Linked DNA regions of Homo sapiens: region 2 is linked to region 1. Evidence: read pairs that join two places in POLR2A ChIA-PET (ENCODE). Cell type or tissue: MCF 10A. All regions are shown on one strand. Links, peaks and the distances in the headings refer to the core of each region. The heading gives the core; the rest is flanking DNA. Region 1 overlaps TRIM71 (tripartite motif containing 71). Region 2 has its middle 28 kb from the start of CCR4.

Region 1 (8,819 bases), core at 304-8,303:
TAATAAGCCTCCAGCAAATTGTTACAACTCATTTTTTCTCCCCCATGGTGGCTTTTCCCACTAAGCACAGAGAGCACCAGCATTCTCTCAATAATGCTCCAACTGTTTTCAATCTCTTAAGAGAGTAAGAGGTTAATAAAATCATATCACAATCTAGGAGTTCAGACCTAGACACCAGTGGCTCTTTTTGTTTGTCTGTTTGTTTGTTTGAGATGGAGTCTCATTCGGTCGTCCAGGCTGGAGTGCAGTGGCACGATCTCGGCTCACTGCAACCTCTGCCTCCTGCATTCAAGCAATTCTCCTCCCTCAGCCTCCTGAGTACCTGGCATTACAGGTGCCTGCCACCATGCCTGGCTAATTTTTATATTTTTAGTAGAGACGGGGTTTCACCATGTTGGCCAGGCTGGTCTCGAACTCCTGACCTCAGGTGATCTACCCACCTCGGCCTCCCAAAGTGCTGGGATTACAGGTTTGAGCAACCGTGCCCTGCTGACACCAGTGGTTAAGTTCCTCAGGCGATGCCACAGTGTCGAGGGCACCGGTGTCGAGGAGACACCAGCAGGGTAAGGCATTTATTTGTCAAGGTCCCAACTGTCGTGGCATAAAATGAAAGACACAAACCACTTCATCCGCAGGGACAGATGCACTGATATACAACAGAATGATGCACAGGTGAAGACACTGACAAAGGAGAAGAGCAACACAGAGACACTCAAGGCATTTTAAAGACAATGAGCAATACTGGCATAACAATAACAGGATTAGTCATTCAAGAAAGTCTCTCAAACTTCCAATTTTATGATCTGAACATCATAAAATCTGACTCATCAGAAAAGATTGTTTCAGTATCATGCATGGGAATGTGATAGCGGCTGAGAAACTTATTAAATCAAATCCTCCCTCTTCTGTTAAGAGGCATGATCTCAATTCTTTAGCACTTTCAAAACGGATTTTTTTTGAAACAGAGTCTTAACTGTTGCCCAGGCTGGAGTGCACTGGCATAATCTTGGCTCACTGCAACCTCCACCTTTGGGGCTCAAGTGACCCTTCCACCTCAGCCCCACAAGTAGCTGGGATTACAGGCGAGTGTCACACCACACCCGGCTAATTTTGGTACTTTTTGTAGGGTTTCCCCATGTTGCCCAGGCTGGTCTCAAACTCTTGAGCTCAAGTGATCCACCACCTCGGCCTCCCAACGTGCTAGGATTACACAGGCGTGAGCCACTGAACCTGGCCAGAATCTTACTTTTAAAACAATTCACTTATATAAATATTCTAGAATGGTTCCTATGTAATTTCTCCTAGAGGGTGAACAATTTTTCTTCTCCTAGAGGGTGAACAACTTTTCTTGACTTTCAAAGTATCCTATAACACAGGGAAAAGTCACAATTTTCTGATTTCCTAAAACCTTGTCACCTGGATCAGACAAGATTTAATAGAAATTCAGGCACACTATCACCTATGTGAGAGAACCCTGCCAATTATCAAAGTTACACATGCCCCTCCCTAGCTGTTGATAGGAATTCAACAGAAACAACAGTTTCAATTACAGGGGATTCACCATCCAGGAAAGGACTGAAGACACCGAACCTCACATAACATTCTGCTCACTAATTTCTCACATATAAATAAGTAAATCTGTATCACAAAGGTCTCTGTCTAAAAAGCATTAGGCCGGGCATGGTGGCTCACGCCTGTAATCCCAGCATTTTGGGAGGCCGAGGCAGGTGGATCACCTGAGGTCAGGAGTTCGAGACCAACCTGGCCAGCAAGGTGAAACCCCGTCTCTACTAAAAATAGAAAAATTAGCTGGGAATGGCAGCGGGCGCCTGTAACCCCAGCTACTTGGGAGGCTGAGGCAGCAGAATCACTTGAACCTGAGAGGCGGAGGTTGCACTGAGCTGATATCCCACCACTACACTCCAGCCTGGGTGACAGAGTGAGACTCTTGTCTCAAAAACACAAATAAATAAAAGGCATTGGCTGGGCTCAGTAGCTCCCAGTACTTTGGGAGGCTGAGGCAGGTGTATCACCTGAGCTCAGGAGTTCAAAACCAGCCTGGCCAATGTGGTGAAACCCAATCTCTACTAAAAATACAAAAAATTAGCCGGGCGTGGTGGTGGGCGCCTGTAGTCCCAGCTACTCGGGAGGCTGAGGCAGGAGAATGGCGTGAACCTGGGAGGCGGAGCTTGCAGTGAGCCGAGATCGTGCCACTGCACTCCAGCCTGGGCAACAGAGTGAGACTCCGTCTCAAAAAAAAAAATTAGCCAGGTGCAGTGGTGCACGCCTGTAATCCTAGCTACTTGAGAGGCTGAGGGAGGAGAATCACTTGAATCCGGGAGGTGGAGGTTGTGGTTAGCCGAGATCACACAACTGCACTCCAGCCTGGGTGACAGGGCAAGACTCATCTCAAAAAATATGTTGTAGTAGTAGTAGTAGTAGTAGTAGTAGTAGTAGTAGTAGTAGTAATAAGCATTAAGCACCCAGCCTTTCTGCAGTCCTGGCTGGAAAGTGCCAATGTCCACTTTGATTTCGGGAGGTGGCTGGGTGGGACACGTGCAGGTGGTATGTTGGGGCCCAGGCTAGGTGCTTAGAAATCTGACCAGTAACTTTGGCCACATCCCTGACATCTTCACGAGACTGCCAGAACCCCTAAAGGGACCGCTGCTGCAGGGATGTCACCTGAGCTCATTTGGGTCACTATTCCACCCCCCACACTGGAATCTGCCCAATTGTCTGTCCATGCCACCCGACAGAAAGGGGGGCTCGATTCACGTGGGAACTGCAGAAGGGCAGGGAAGGCTCACCTGGATTGCCTGTCGTCCCTGCTGGGCATCTGCCAGCAGCTGGATGGTGAGTGCCCGTGAGTCCTGCAGTGCCTCCTGGAGGTAGATGAAGCTGTGGCCCCCATGCCGGCCCATTGTGCACTCACGACAGATGGGTACAGAGCAAGTGTCACAGTACAGGTGCAGCACCTGGGGACAAGAGAGGGTACAGGCATAAATGGAGATGCAGGACGGGAGGAGGAGGGAAGACAGCAACTGGAGGGCCCTGGCTCTCACAACCGAACGACCAGCTTCCCCAATGAGCAAGCACACCCCAAAGGGAGAGGCAGCAGTGGCGTAACTGCAAACATAACTAAAAATATCTGCTTCCTTTTTTCTCCCACTCTCTCTGCCCCAAATTAAGGGGGAATGGAGGGGGGAACACAACTGAATGCCATATCCCACTCTAGTCTCATTCAGAACTGTAACAGAGACACTTCGAAGGCAGAAACCAAACAAAACAAACCTCCTGGCATGAGAGTTTGCCCTGAATCTTAGCTTCATTATCCAGAAAAGTTGTTAAGACTGTGTTACCTAGTCTGATATTAGTGGCCTGGATGTAAGAATGTACCAGAAAAGTTTCCTTTGCTGCTCTAGCCTAGATGTGTGAAGCAAGGTTAAGAGCCAGTAACAACCATCCTCACACCACAGGTAGTAATGCAAAGTGCAAAGCATGGTTCTCCCAGGCACTCAAGCAAGCTACAGGCTTAAGTTTCTGGAACGAAGGCAAAAAGCTAGTGGTAAGGTCAGCCAGCTCCTTGCCTTTCTTCTTCATGCCAAGTTATTCCAAGGAGTTGAACCTGGGAGGCAGCCAGTGCTGACAGAACTGCTTTATGTGATGTTCTACACTTCCCTGGGGCCCAGCACGCTGGGAGGGAGGGAGGGAGGGAGGGAGGGAGGGAGGAAGAGAGAGAAGGGCTGGCACAACCTTTACCTGCTAATAAACAAGGAGCTCTCAAGAGAGAAAACTCCTTGGCATAGAAACTGGGCCAGTCTCATTACTGTATCTCTCCACAGAGCAGGGCACTTAGCGCCACTCTGTAAATGTTTGCTGGATTGCTTTCAAGAGCAGAGCTTAAATTTGCCTCTGGTACACCTGGGCATGAGGGGAAGCTAGCTAACATGCAACAGGCAGGGAAGCAGTATACAAATACAACACCCACACTTCATCTCCAGGTGAGGACAGGAGTTGGGGAGTGCTCAAGGCCACAGTGTTAGCAAAGACACAGCAGGGAAGCCAGCATGAGCCTTCTACAGAGCTGGTTCCAACACAGGTATGACACCAGCTCTCTCATCACCAGTACAAAGCACCTTGCTAGGTATGGTGGAGATCCAGGATGTGAGATTCCAGGCGATTCTGCGCAGACTGAATAGAAGCTCATTCTGGTGAGAAGCAAGGCAGAGTGTTGTGGGAGACAGAGATGGGGAGAAGGCTTGGAAGTGGCCCAGAAGGTTTTCTTAGGCGGAGAGCTCCAAAAAGAGAGGGCTGGGGGCAAACAGAGGGAGACTGCTGCTTCTTTCCTTCTCCAAGTTCTTTATTTTATTAACAACCAAAATCTTCACATAAAGTGTGTCCACTAGAAAAATGCTCCCCCTAAATGGTTCACTCAAGCACACAGAAGTTACTCCACTCGGGGCTAATTGAGTTAATAGGGAAGTGTGTAATCTAGGATGGGTTAAACTGGTTCTCTAGAAACTTTACGATTCAGAAACAGGAAAAACGAAAGATTTAGGATATTGTGTTTTTACTTTTGTTAAGTAACAGTTCTGCTATAACCAGGAGGTTTTTATGGATCCTACTTTATTTGTTTGTTTTTGAGACAGAGTCTTGCTCTTGTCACCCAGGCTGGAGTGCAGTGGCGACGCGATCTCGGCTCACTGCAAGCTCTGCCTCCCGAGTTCATGCCATTCTCCTGCCTTAGCCTCCCTGGGAGTAGCTGGGACTAAAGGTGCCTGCCACCACGCCCAACTAATTTTTTTATATTTTTAGTAGAGATGAGGTTTCACCCTGTTAGCCAGGATGGTCTCGATCTTCTGACCTCGTGATCCACCCACCTTGGCCTCCCAAAGTGCTGGGATTACAGGCGTGAGCCAACGCACCCGGCCCAGATCCTACTTTATACAAGGGAAATGTGGTAAGGTTTGTAACTTTCCTACTAATTTTGATCACTGCAGTGCTTTGCCAGCAATGGTGGCAGACTGAAACCAGGTAGCAGCAACTTGCCTCCTTTAAATCAGTTGCTTTTAAAGCTGATCTATCCTTCAGAGATTATCTAATCCTAATAATCTTTTAAATCTAAAATTCTCAAGTATAAATACTAATCAAAAGATGCTGAGCTGGATAAATTCAGGAAAAATTCCTGGCCAATCCCTTTTTACGACCTGGTGCTAAAGCAATTCTACCAGTTTGAACGACGTTCCTTTCCTTTGCTCTCTCCATTTGTCATGGGAATGAAGGGATCACTCCTATGCTGATGTGAAGTGTGAAAACCCTTCCATCAGAAAGTTTCTTGTACATGTGAATAAAACATGCCACCAAACCTTCGGGTGGCCTCCCTGCTTCTAACAGCTAAGCAACCTTGAGAACGCATCCGTTCTTTCCCTCTTCTCAAGACAGCTGTGTGGACTGAATGGCACTCTCCTGCTTCCTTCGGACTAAGGGGCTCTTGCAAATTGTAACTACCTAGATTGCTCTCATCTCCATGGCTAGTGAGTACTGGCACTACCTGGCTATGGAACCATCTGTCCAATCACCTCTCTTGACCTGTCTGGGCTTCAGTCTCATCTGTGAAACAAAAGGGGCCTGACTGGGTACCTCCGGAAGACCCCCTTCCACCCCAGAAAGTCTACCTAATAGAGACTTGACAACAGAAACTAAAGAGCTTCAAAATTAAGTTCTAGTAGCTGGACGTGGCAGCTCATGCCTGTAGTCCAAGCTCCTTGAGAAGCTGAGGCTAGAGGAACACTTGGGCCCAAACTACCAAAAAAAAAAAAAAAAATTGCTGGGCGTGGTGGCTCACGCTTGTACTCAGGAGCCTGAGGTGGGAGGATTCCTTGAGCCTAAGAAGTTGAGGCTGCAGTGAGCCGTGACCATGGCACTGAATTTAGCCTAGGCAACACGGGCTAAGAGTGCAAAACAAACAACAACAACAGAACAAGTAGTAAGTTCTGGGCTGAGCCAGGGTGCCCATTCCAGACTCCAACTATGTAACTATAAAGAATTAAGGTGATTTTTCTTAGGTTTAGATCAACCTCAAAATACAGAACCTGGATGATGCTGGACATTTGCAATCCCCCCATGAATGGTAGGTTTTAAAAGATTCTGCAGATGCAGTAGCCAGAAAAAAATCCTGGTCAGAACAGGTAGTGGCCGGTATGGCAGCGAAAGGCAGGGTGCCCTGAGCCGACACCAGAGCCCTCCTGTGACCAGCCTTGAGAGCCCAGATATACAAATGAAAGGGGTCTCTGAATGCAATCCCTGCTTGGTATCATTTTACACAGGATCGATGCAGTTCTAAGTACCCAGAACACACTGTGGTTTCAGAAGAGCCAGTGCTTTCACAGCTCCAGGCCGCCTGCAACAGAGATGGGGACAGGGAGCACCCAAATGGTTGATAATAAAAAGCTACCAGTGAGTAAAAGAATGGCCTCAATGTGCTCGTTATTAGTAAACAATGAATTTTTAAAAGAATGCATTGTCCAAAAACTATAAAATGAAATCCACTTTTATAAACCTTCCAGCTAAAAGTTGGAGCAGAACTTTGGTAGGATTTCATGCTTCATTTAGAAGCTCCATGTCTCATCTAACCACAATTTGAAACTGAAAAACCACAATTTTAGAGCTGTTAAAACAATCGATAGGTAAGGATGTGCATGGATGTAATTCTCTCTGAAACAGGTGTAAAATTATTTTTAAGGAAATAAACTGGAGCTGTGTGGAGGGTCCTATAGCCAGAAATGTGGTAGTAGCCATGAACAGCGGCTCCCGGGAAAGGGGGGAAGGGACTGGGAAGAACAGGTCGTCTAGCAGCAGGAATTCCAGGGCCTGTTTGGGGCTTCCCGGGCAGATGCACAGACACGCCCCCTCGGGCCTGGCGACAATCCGGCTGCCCCAGCTAAATGGAGGAGGCTTGACCTCTGACCCTGCAAGTGACCACCCTCTTCCCTGCCCCCAGCTTCCAGAACGTCCCACCCATTGCCTTCCTCTCCCCAAAATCTAGAATACCAGGCAGAGACAAAGACCTAGGAATGTGAGCCCAGCAGGAAAGGAACGGGCGGGAGACTAGGCCGGGAGGAATGGGGGAGGGAGGTTAAAGGAAAATAAATAAATAAAAATACAAAGTAGGCATGTTTGTACCTTAGCCAGTGTTTAAATAAAATGCTTTGTTAATGAACGTGTGTGCACGCATGTGTGCACATGCAAATGCACGTGCACCCAGGCTTCTGGAATCTAGATTTTACACTATCTGTGGCCCAACAAGGAACACACACACCAAGGGACATCTGAAAGAATGAGCTTCAGGTTTAAAACACAACTACCCCTATCAGTGAAGAATGTAAGCTGAAAGGACAGAGGAAGGCCCAGATTGCCATTTAAGTTCATCGAAATGTCTCAACTAAAATACATAAACTGCTGTAAACTTTTTAAAGATTAGTTTGGTATCCCTTAAAATGACTGAGGACATTTACTTGGGCTCCCACAAACCAAGGCTGAACCGCTGACACCTGGCTAGATCTCCACCCACCCAAGAGGGTTTCTGAGTTTCCCACTACAGAAGTAAAGTGGAGGCAACAACAGGTTCCAGAAGCAAATGAGGCCCAGAAGAAGCCTTACCTGTGTGTGCTACTCTGCAGGTTCTCACGTGGGACAACACAAGATTCGTTTTAAAAATGATAAGCCAAGTTCAAGGAGGTAAAATCTAGCCATGAAATAAGTCTATTAAGTAATATTAAAACAACGCTTTACTTGACTGAGATAGACTGAGTGCTTGTGCTCAAATCTGCAGCCCAAACCCTCAGCAGAAGCCTCTCCTGTAGCCCTGGCCACGTGCTGCCCCACAACTATGGCCTGGATAAATATAGGAAAGGAATAGGGACCCAGTTCAGGCATAGTCCTCACCAGTTCAAGACAACAGAGCCCCGCTGCAGACACATTATCCTTTCTGTGGTGGGAGTATGAGGAGGGAGTGTTTCCAAAACACTTTTTATTTGGCTAGGTAACAAGTATTTGTTCAAATGCAGAAAGTAATACAAGCAAACAGTTTTTTAAAAAAAAAAAAAACCCTAATGTCTCACTCAATTGTCTCCACTTTAACCATGAAAAAAAAAAAAGCTTTATTCTAGGCGTAACTTAGTTTTTTAAGACAAAACAAAGTTTCTCTTAACTATATTAACTTGGAGAATGTTCTGGGTCACTCCGTGCAGAGATGCCTGGCTTTCCGAATGGCTGCATGGTATGTTGCTATATGAATGTACCACAACTTAATGAGTATAGGCTAATAAAATTGTAAAACTGTTTCCTGATTTTTGAAAAATCGCAAGCAGTGCCACAGTTAACATCCTTGTTCTTTACAGAATCCCTAGTTTTCAATTTGGTAATATATTCAATTGTTACATCACTTGATATAATGGTTATTGGGGGAAACCTACTTGCAAGCTTGGATAGTAAGAATTCCCGAATTCTTTTTAGTCAGGTCGACCTTCACCCATGTGAAGGGCAAAGTACCAGTTTCTGTTCTCAACACAACCAAAAACAAAAGGCCAGCAGGGGATGCCAGGAGAGGCAGTCAGTATGGACACAGTTCACAGTTGGAATTGGAGTTAAGATCTACTCCTGCTTGGGTGGAAGGCTTTGATGGGTGCCAACATTGAAAAGGGGCCTACAAGAGGAGCAGTCCAAGGAAAGAAAAAGTCTTGTTGTGTTGCGTTCTGGCAGTCTCAGCAGCGTCTGTTAAATAAGATTAAGCGGGGCTGCTTCATGGTATCTCTAGAAAT
Region 2 (8,819 bases), core at 570-8,569, 51 kb before region 1:
AACCATTTGTACCCCAAAAGTTATTGAAATAAACCAAAAACCATTTGTACCCCAAAAGTTATTGAAATAAACCAAAAACCATTTGTACCCCAAAAGTTATTGAAATAAAAATAAATAAATAATAAATAACAATACAACAATAAAAATAATACAAATAAAAACAATTCGGTATAACAACTATTAAAATAGCACTTGCACTGTATTAGGTAAAATAAGTAATCTAGAGATGACTTATGCATATTGGAGGATGTGCATAGGTTATATACAGATACTAACCATTTTATGTAAGGAACCTGAGCCTCCTCGAATTTTGGTAACAAGGGGGGGTCCTGGAACTAATCCCCTACTGGATACTGAGGGACCATACTGTATGCAGAAGTGCTCTAGCCCAAAATGACTTCTTATTTTGTCATCCAGATTACTAAGAACAGCAATAACCTTGGTATAGCAATTCTGTCATTTTATTAAGCTGAAAAAATTTAAATGTTCTACCAACTGGAATTACTATTAAATTAAAGCATTTGGCCAGGTGTGGTGGCTCATGCCTGTAATCCCAGCACTTTGGGAGGTCCAAGATGGGTGGACCACTTGAGATCAGGGGTTCGAGACCAACCTGGCCAACATAGTGAAATCCCATCTCTACTAAAAATACAAAAATTACCTGGGTGTGGTGGCACATGCCTGTAATCCCAGCTACTCAGGAGGCTGAGGTATGAGAATCACTTGAACCTGGGAGGTGGAGGTTTCAGTGAGCCAAGATCACACCACTGCACTCCAGCCTGGGCAACTGAGCAAGAATCCATCTCAAAAAAAAAAAGGAAAAATAAATATTAAAGCATTTACCCAAAAAATCGTGTATAGAGCTTAATAAAGCCCATCTTTTTTATTTTTTATTTTCTTTACTGAGGGTCCCACTGTCCCCCAGTCTAGAGTGCAGTGCTGCGATCACAGCTCACTACAGCCTTGACCTCCTGGGCTCAAGTGATCCTCTCACCTCAGCCTACCAAAGTGCTGGGATTACAGGCGTGAGCCACCACATCTGGCATCTTTTTTTTTTTCTTTCGAGACAGAGTTTCACTCTTGTTGCCCAGGCTGGATTGCAATGGCGCCATCTCGGCTCACCGCAACCTCCGCCTCCAGGTTTCAAGTGATTCTCCTGCCTTAGCCTCCTGAGTAGCTGGGATTACAGGCATGTGCCACTACGCCCGGCTAATTTTGTATTTTAGTAGAGACGGGGTTTCTCCATGTTGGTCAGGCTGGTCTCGAACTCCCGACCTCAGGTGATCCGCCTGCCTCAGCCTCCCAAAGTGCTGGGATTACAGGCGTGAGACACCGCGCCCGGCCAGGTATCTTTTTAAAATGTTACTGTTCTGTCTTTTTTTCCCCCTCTTTCCTTATTAAATATCAGTGCACTGAGGAAGAGCTTAACAAAGAAAAAATTCTTATCTATTAGAATTCAGCATCTTTATAGTCTTAAGGATTCTCAGTTAATGCATTTTTTCTACTTAAAAAAAAGCGTTTTGAATTTTATTTATGAAACATCAAGGCTTAGTGATGAATACCACAAATGATCCTGGAAGGTATGAGATGCAAGAATGAAGCAAAATGTTAGTAAATATGTGAGTATTTCTAAATTAAAACTAAATAAAATGAATATATTGTATTACTTGGAAAGTACATAAACATGAGGTAGAATTAAATATTGTTCAATAATAAAATGCAGAACAAACAGAAGACTGATCAGAACTAAAGGGTTCCACATTAAAGTCTTATGACTTTAAGTTTTGTAGGTTAAAGTTTAAGAAAAAACTCTAAAAAGATAGAACATGATTTTTTAAATAGAAGAAAAAAATCACAGAGAATCAAACTATTAACTGAAAAGTAGTTCTCACTACCTAAAATACTGAAATCCTGTTTTACTTATCTGTCTCACACATTAGGATTTAAATCCTATGAATGCAAAGATTTTTGCTTGTTTGTTAACTATCCCTAGCAGCTAAAGCAATGTCCCACACCTGGGAAGAGCTCAAAATTATTTGCTAAATGAATATCTTGCACAAATTAGCTTATATGAAATAAGAGCCTGGGCACGGTGGTTCATGCCTGTAATCACAGCACTTTGGGAGGCTAAGATGGGTGGATTACCTGAGGTCAGGAGTTTGAGACCAGCCTGACCAACATAGTGAAACCCCGTCTCTACTAAAAATACAAAATTAGCTGGGCATGGTGGCACATACCTGTATCCCAGCTACTTGAGTGGCTGGGCAGGAGAATTGCTTGAATCTGGGAGGCAGAGGTTGCAGTGACCTGAGATTGCCCCCATTGCACTCCAGCCTGGGCAACAAGAGCAAAACTCAGTTTAAAAAAAAAACAAAACAAGAAAAATGTTAGCGTCATGTGTGTGAAAGGTATGTAAGAAAATACAGTTCCTCAGGTAGGAAATGCAATTAGTAATAAATGATAATGAAATAAAGCTCAATCTTTCTAACAAACAATAAAATGCGAAACAAAATCTGAGATACTTTTTTACTTCATCATATTCACAAATACTTTAAAAGAGAATGAAAACCACAAAGATGATATATATCAAGAGTCAAGAAATGTGCAGCCATAAAAAGGAACGAGATCATGTCCTTCGTAGGAACATGGATGGAGCCATTATCCTCAACAAACTAACATGGGAACAGAAAACCAAACACCACATGTTCTCATTATAAGTGGGAGCTGGACGATGAGAACACCTGGACACATTGTGGGGAACAGCACACACTGGGACCTGTCAGGGTGGGGAGCGGGAGGGAGAGCAGCAGGAAGAATAGCTAATGGATGCTGGGCTTAATACTTAGATGATAGGTTGATCTGTGCAGCAAACCACCATGGCACACCTTACCTATGTAACAAACCTGCACATCCTGCACATGTACCCCAGAACTTAAAAGTTGAAGGAAAAAGTCTGGGTGCGGTGTCTCACGCCTGTAATCCCAGCACTTTGGGAGGCTGAGGTGGGCAGATCACAAGGTCAGGAGTTAGAGACCAGCCTGGCCAACATAGTGAAACCCTGTCTCTACTAAAAGTACAAAAATTAGCCAGGCACAGTGGTGCGCACCTGTAGTTCCAGCTACTCGGGAGGCCGAGGCAGGAGAATCGCTTGAACCTGGGAGGTGGAGGTTGTGATGAGCAGAGATCACGCCATTGCACTTCAGCCTGGGCAACAGAGTGAGACTCCGTCTCAAAAAAAAAAAAAAAAAGAGTCAAGAAATAATTGGGCAATCCAACATGCGCTTTGTCTTCCTAGCAACACAAAAACCTTTATATGTAAAGGTGATCACTGGATAATATAAGTGTAATGCTGAAAGAATAACAAATGCAATTCCACAATATGAGAACAGCTAAGCAAACCAAGGAACAGACACCATATGAACCATTTACATTGTCACAAAAATTATGTGTATGAAGACTATGAAGTGGTAAATGAAAATGGTTGAATATCAAATGTAACAAAGCATGGCCAACCTCTACTATATGATCACAACCATATACATTAAGCTAAAGCAGCCAGGTTGAATGAATTTTCATGTAGGAGGATTGTTCATAGCTCAAATTCCCAGGAGGAAATCTCTTGGTCAAAGGATGTGAACAGTTTAAATTTGAAATATATATTGTCAAATTGCCCTGCTAAAATATTGTTTCAGTTTATTTTCCAAAACAGAACTTTTCTGTGGCTACATGAAATTCATTCAATTATTTGACAAGATTTCCTGAACATCTCCTACATATCCAACACCCTACTGGATGATGGGATTTTAAGGTGAATATAAGGTGTCTAGATTCTCAGGGCACCAATTCATAGTCCAGGGAAGGACATAAAGATGTGAGGAATTTAATAATAAGAGAGTGTAAAATGTAAAATAAAAGTTGAACAGAATTCTACAGTAAAATGAGATAATTTTAATTAAGTGTAATATTGAATAAGTGAGATTTGACCACAATTCTATAAAATAACAGAAATCACACCTATTTCTGTTTGTTGGAACGAAGAAAGGCTTCTGAGGACAGCTGCTGTTTGCCAGCCATATTTGCCAGATGAAGAAAGAATCAAGTAAGGACTGATGCCAAGGCAAATGGAACGGTGAGGTCAGAGGCAAGGAGTGGAGAAAGATTAGGCAACTTGTCTGAGGATAGTAAATTCAATGTAGTCAACCAGGGTGAGATACTAATGGTAATTGAAATTAGACCTGAAGTCATCATTGGCATCAGCATTCCTCGAAACAAGAAAAACTTATGTGTAATGCTGAAAGAATAACAAATCTCATCACTCTTCTTTTTTCACATTGAATGTTAGTGCTATGTCCCAACACTGTAATGCAAAAGAGCCTAAGATTTCATCTAGTAGGTAGCCCTTTAGTGAGGTCAACTCCCATGTCCCTATTTTATTTTATTTTATTTTATTTATTTATTTATTTATTATTTTTTGAGACGGAGTCTCGCTCTGTCACCCAGGCTGGAGTGCAGTGGCATGATCTCGGCTCACTGCAAGCTCCGCCTCCCAGGTTCACACCATTCTCCTGCCTCAGCCTCCCCAGCAGCTGGGACTACAGGCACATGCCGCCACACCAGCTTTTTTTTTTTTTTTTTTTTGTATTTTTAGTAGAGACAGGGTTTCACTGTGTAGGCAGGATGGTCTCGATCTCCTGACCTCGTGATCCCCCCCGCCTCAGCCTCCCAAAGTGCTGGGATTACAGGTGTGAGCCACCGCGCCCGGCCCCCATGTCCCTATTTTCTTTTGAGCCCCTGATGGCTTTTTTCTGCCACAAAGGCCAGTCTTCCTTTCCCTCCAAGCACACCAACATCGGCTTAGCCAGTCTGCAGCACTCTTTCTTGGAGCTTAATCCCAACAATTCCTCCTAATCAGGTGACAACAGGGGACACCACTTAATTTCTTCTATGCATCCAAGGAATAAAAGTTAACATACAAGTATTTTTTTCAAAGTCTGAAGGATGAAATATGCATTATTTTTGTATTATGAAAAATATACCATTGTGAGATCAAGAGGAGGCCAAAGTGTTCACTGAAGGGCAAATTCAGTTACTGCAATGGGATGGATACTTGGTTAATCATCTTAATCCTTCTGGCCACATCCCTTCAACCTCAGGAGAGACCCAACCCCGACAGCCTCATCCTACCCAGGCTGTCCCCATATTACAGTTAGAGAATCACTGGTGGGAGGAAATGGCCCAGGTCTCTGGCCAGGTGGGGATTTCTGTGCCCTGAGGCAGATTATTTTCAGGGATGAATCCTGTTCACCCCACAGCCCACCCCTCAATGTACCCCCCAGTAATCTGGGACACGTGTGGCCTGGCCCTCCTACTGACACCAACATGTCTGGACCCCAACCTCCACCACCTCCACCACGTGTATCCTGTATCCACCAGGATACAACACGGCGGCCGGCAGTTAGTGGCCGGAAGGCTTCTCCAGCCTTTGCTCATGAGGGAGCAGCGGGGGGCATGTCTGAGTGGCACATGGAGGTGCAGTCTGTCAGAGCCCAGCTAATATATATGTCTATATTTTGTAGAGGTATCTTACTATGTTGCCCAGGCTGGTCTCCAACTCCTGGCCTCAAGCAATCCTCCTGCCTCAGCCTCCTAAAGTGCTGGGTTTGCACTTTGGTTTTTTGTTTGTTTTATAAGGAAACTAAAGAAGCCAAGGATTCTGGTTGAGTCCTAGATAACTGAGCTTTTCCTGGTGTTTGTTTGTTTGTTTGTTTTCTGAGACAGGGACCTGCTCTGTCACCCAGGCTGGAGTGCAGTGGTGTGATCTTGGCTCACTGTAGTCTCGAACGCTTGGGCTCAGGTGATCCTCCCACCTTAGCCTCCTGAGTAGCTCAAGTACAGGTATGCATCACCACACCCAGCTAATTTTTATATTTTTGTAGAGATAGGGTTTTGCCATGTTGGCCAGGCTAGTCTCAAACTTCTGAGTTCAAGCAAGCCTCCCGCCTCAGCCTCCCAAAGTACTGGGATTACAGGTGTGAGCCACCACATCCCACCCAATCCCAAAATGGTTACACTTTGAACTACTGTGCCTGGCCAATAGTGTCCTTTAATGCACAAAAATTTTAAACTTTAAGGAAGTCCAAATTATCTAATTTATCTTTTGTTGTCTCAGCTTTTGATGTCATATTTAAGAAAACATGGTCAAATACAAGGCCTGACCCCAATTTTAACCCATAGCTTTATGTGGGTCTGAGCTCCCTATTAGTAGAATCCACGGCCGGGCGCGATGGCTCACACCTGTAATCCCAGCACTTTGGGAAGCCAAGGTGGGTGGATCACCTGAGGTCAGGCGTTCAAAGCCAGCCTGACCAATATAGTGAAACCCCATCTCTACTAAAAATACGAAAATTAGCCAGGCGTGGTGGAGGGCGCCTGTAATCCCAGCTACTCTGGAGGCTGAGGCAGGAGGATTGCTTGAACCTGGTAGGCGGAGGTTGCAGTGAGCCGAGATTGTGCCACTGCACTCCAGCCTGGATGACAGAGCGAGAGTCTGTCTCAAAAATAAATAAATAAATAAAATAGAATCCAATGGTTCCTCATCAGAAGTCACTGGGAGCATTTTATTCAGAGGTCACTCTTTGTCATGGCAGGTATACTTTGACTGTTTTCCATGGGGGATCCCTGCGACTACTTGGGTCTGAACCACCTCATCCCTAGTAGATGGATGGCTTCAGGCATCTGGGATCCCTATCTCATGGATCCTGAATTTGTTTCAGGGAAAAATGAGCTGTTTTCCTCTAGGCCTACAGAAGTAGACACTGTCCTGGCCGCAAACATTCTGACTCCCACTAGCCAGAGACACCAGGGCTACTTGCATAATTCAGATACACTTTACCCATATAAGTGAAACTCTTCTGGGATGAGCCTGGAACCAAAATCTGGGGCAAGTCTGAGGGTGGAAAGAAATATGGTGCAGTTCTTGGTCCTCTTCCCATGCTTGGTCCTCTTGCCTCCGGGACCATGCAGAAGACTTGCTGACTCAGGGACACTTAAATCTAATCTAGGACACTCAAAACAGGGAAACGTGCTACTGAGTAACACATGAGAGCAGCCCCAGTTTCCAGGAACCTTTTTGATTTGGGGCAACTGGTCTTCAAAGAATGGGGATAACAAAACGCAGAACTCTGGAACTTTGTCTCAGGTGGGAACTGGGTGGATGGAATTGGGAATTGATAGATTGGACGGAGGAATGAGTAGATGGCAGATAGAGAGATAGATGATAGATAATAGATATAGATAGATAGATAGATAGATGATAGATAGATAGAAGATAGGTAGATAGATAGGTGATAGATAGATCAATCTGATCTACCATAGAAGCACTTTCTGCCTTTCTTTCTTGCCTCTTTTCTTTTGCACATCACAATGCAAAAAAAAAAGAAAAAATGAAGAGATTTGAGTATTTCTCCTTTGAATCATTTATTTAAAATAATTAAATTTAATTTGAATGAACAAATGAATACATTTGAGTGAAGTTATGAAATATAAAAAAGGAAATTTGAAGTTGAAATAAATAAGTAAATGAAATTTGAGTAAATGGAGGCAGAAAATTAGAATGAATGAGTACGCAACATCACTTGAATGCCTAATGACAAATAATTGCTGATGATACATTAAGGTAGAAGAAATGGGAATATGAAAGAATGCTAACAAGAATACAGTTCTTACTGCCCAAAGACGTAAGTTCAAGAATAAATGATATGAATGAATCTATCAATCAATTAAGCAGTTAATGCTAAATGAATATATGAATGTGCCTCTCCCCAGAAGCACACTGTTGCCTCTGGCACTAGGACAGGCCTGCAGTGAGGGAAAGCACTACCTGGACCCTCATCTTTCCTGTGCTTCCTGGCAGGACCTATACCTACTTCTGTTCCCAGCAGCCCCTTCAGCAGGAGAGCTCCGCATCCCACTGCCCTTGCTATTGTTAAGAAGAGTATGGAAGCGGTATATGGTTGATACGACTAAGAAGAGCACTGATCTCTTCCTCAAATTCTCCAAATAAAGATTGCCAGCTGGGCGCGGTGGCTCATGACTGTAATCCCAGCACTTTGAAAGGCTGAGGCAGGCGGATCACAAGGTCAGGAGTTTGAGACCAGCCTGACCAACATGATGAAACCCCATCTCTACTAAAAATACAAATATTAGCTGGGCATGGTGGTGCATGCCTGTAATCCCAGCTACTCAGGAGGCTTAGGCAGGAGAATCGCTTGAACCTGGGAGGCGGAGGTTGCAGTGAGCCGAGATCACGACACTGCACTCCAGCCTGGGCGACAGAGCAAGACTCTGTCTCAAAAAAAAAAAAAAAGATTACCAAGATTAGGAAATTAGAGCTGGGCTAGGGAAACACTCCTGCCTCTTAATCTTTGCTGTACCTATTCAGGAGAAACATATGTAGCTATTTGATTTATGAGTCTATTTGTTGAACCATTCCTCAATTCTGGCTGCCAATCTCAGTGACTTTGTTCCAGAAATGAAGCTCCCAAATATTGTCCTGCTCCCCAGACTATAGCCCCATTGGTGAAAATGCAGTAGTTTGACCCTGGGTACCATCATTTTAAAATAACTATTGAAGACTGTTGGTGAGCAGCAGAGTCTCCATGAAACAGTGCCTAGAGTCCAAAGAAAAGTGGTCCCTTCCATGTTACTAGATACCAATATACTCCATTACCCAAGAGTTATTATTTTTCGGGGCACGATCTCGGCACAAGCCCCTCCTCCCTGGCCCCAAAGGGCTACCACCCAACATACATTCAAACCTC

The links. Peaks named below come from ENCODE experiments on the same cell type or tissue, not always from the same donor. Only the 100,000 strongest peaks of a DNase experiment are listed, where the experiment ranks them.
Region 2: POLR2A ChIA-PET joins it to region 1 with 10 read pairs; 7 of 35 experiments call an interaction of 5 or more read pairs at or near these places.

Annotation. Positions count from the first base shown.
Region 1 is chr3:32,867,974-32,876,792 of GRCh38, reverse strand. TRIM71 (tripartite motif containing 71) reads right to left here. Exons shown (of 4, transcript NM_001039111.3): 2 at 2,808-2,975. Among named protein-coding and RNA genes, the nearest start is that of TRIM71, 54 kb to the right of the region's middle. RefSeq lists enhancers at 3,289-4,092, 6,505-7,308. In MCF 10A, for the core only: no CTCF peak of the experiment used is centred there; a DNase peak (open chromatin) is centred at 792.
Region 2 is chr3:32,918,967-32,927,785 of GRCh38, reverse strand. No RefSeq gene overlaps it. Among named protein-coding and RNA genes, the nearest start is that of CCR4, 28 kb to the left of the region's middle. RefSeq lists a silencer at 3,343-3,543. In MCF 10A, for the core only: no CTCF peak of the experiment used is centred there; a DNase peak (open chromatin) is centred at 4,135.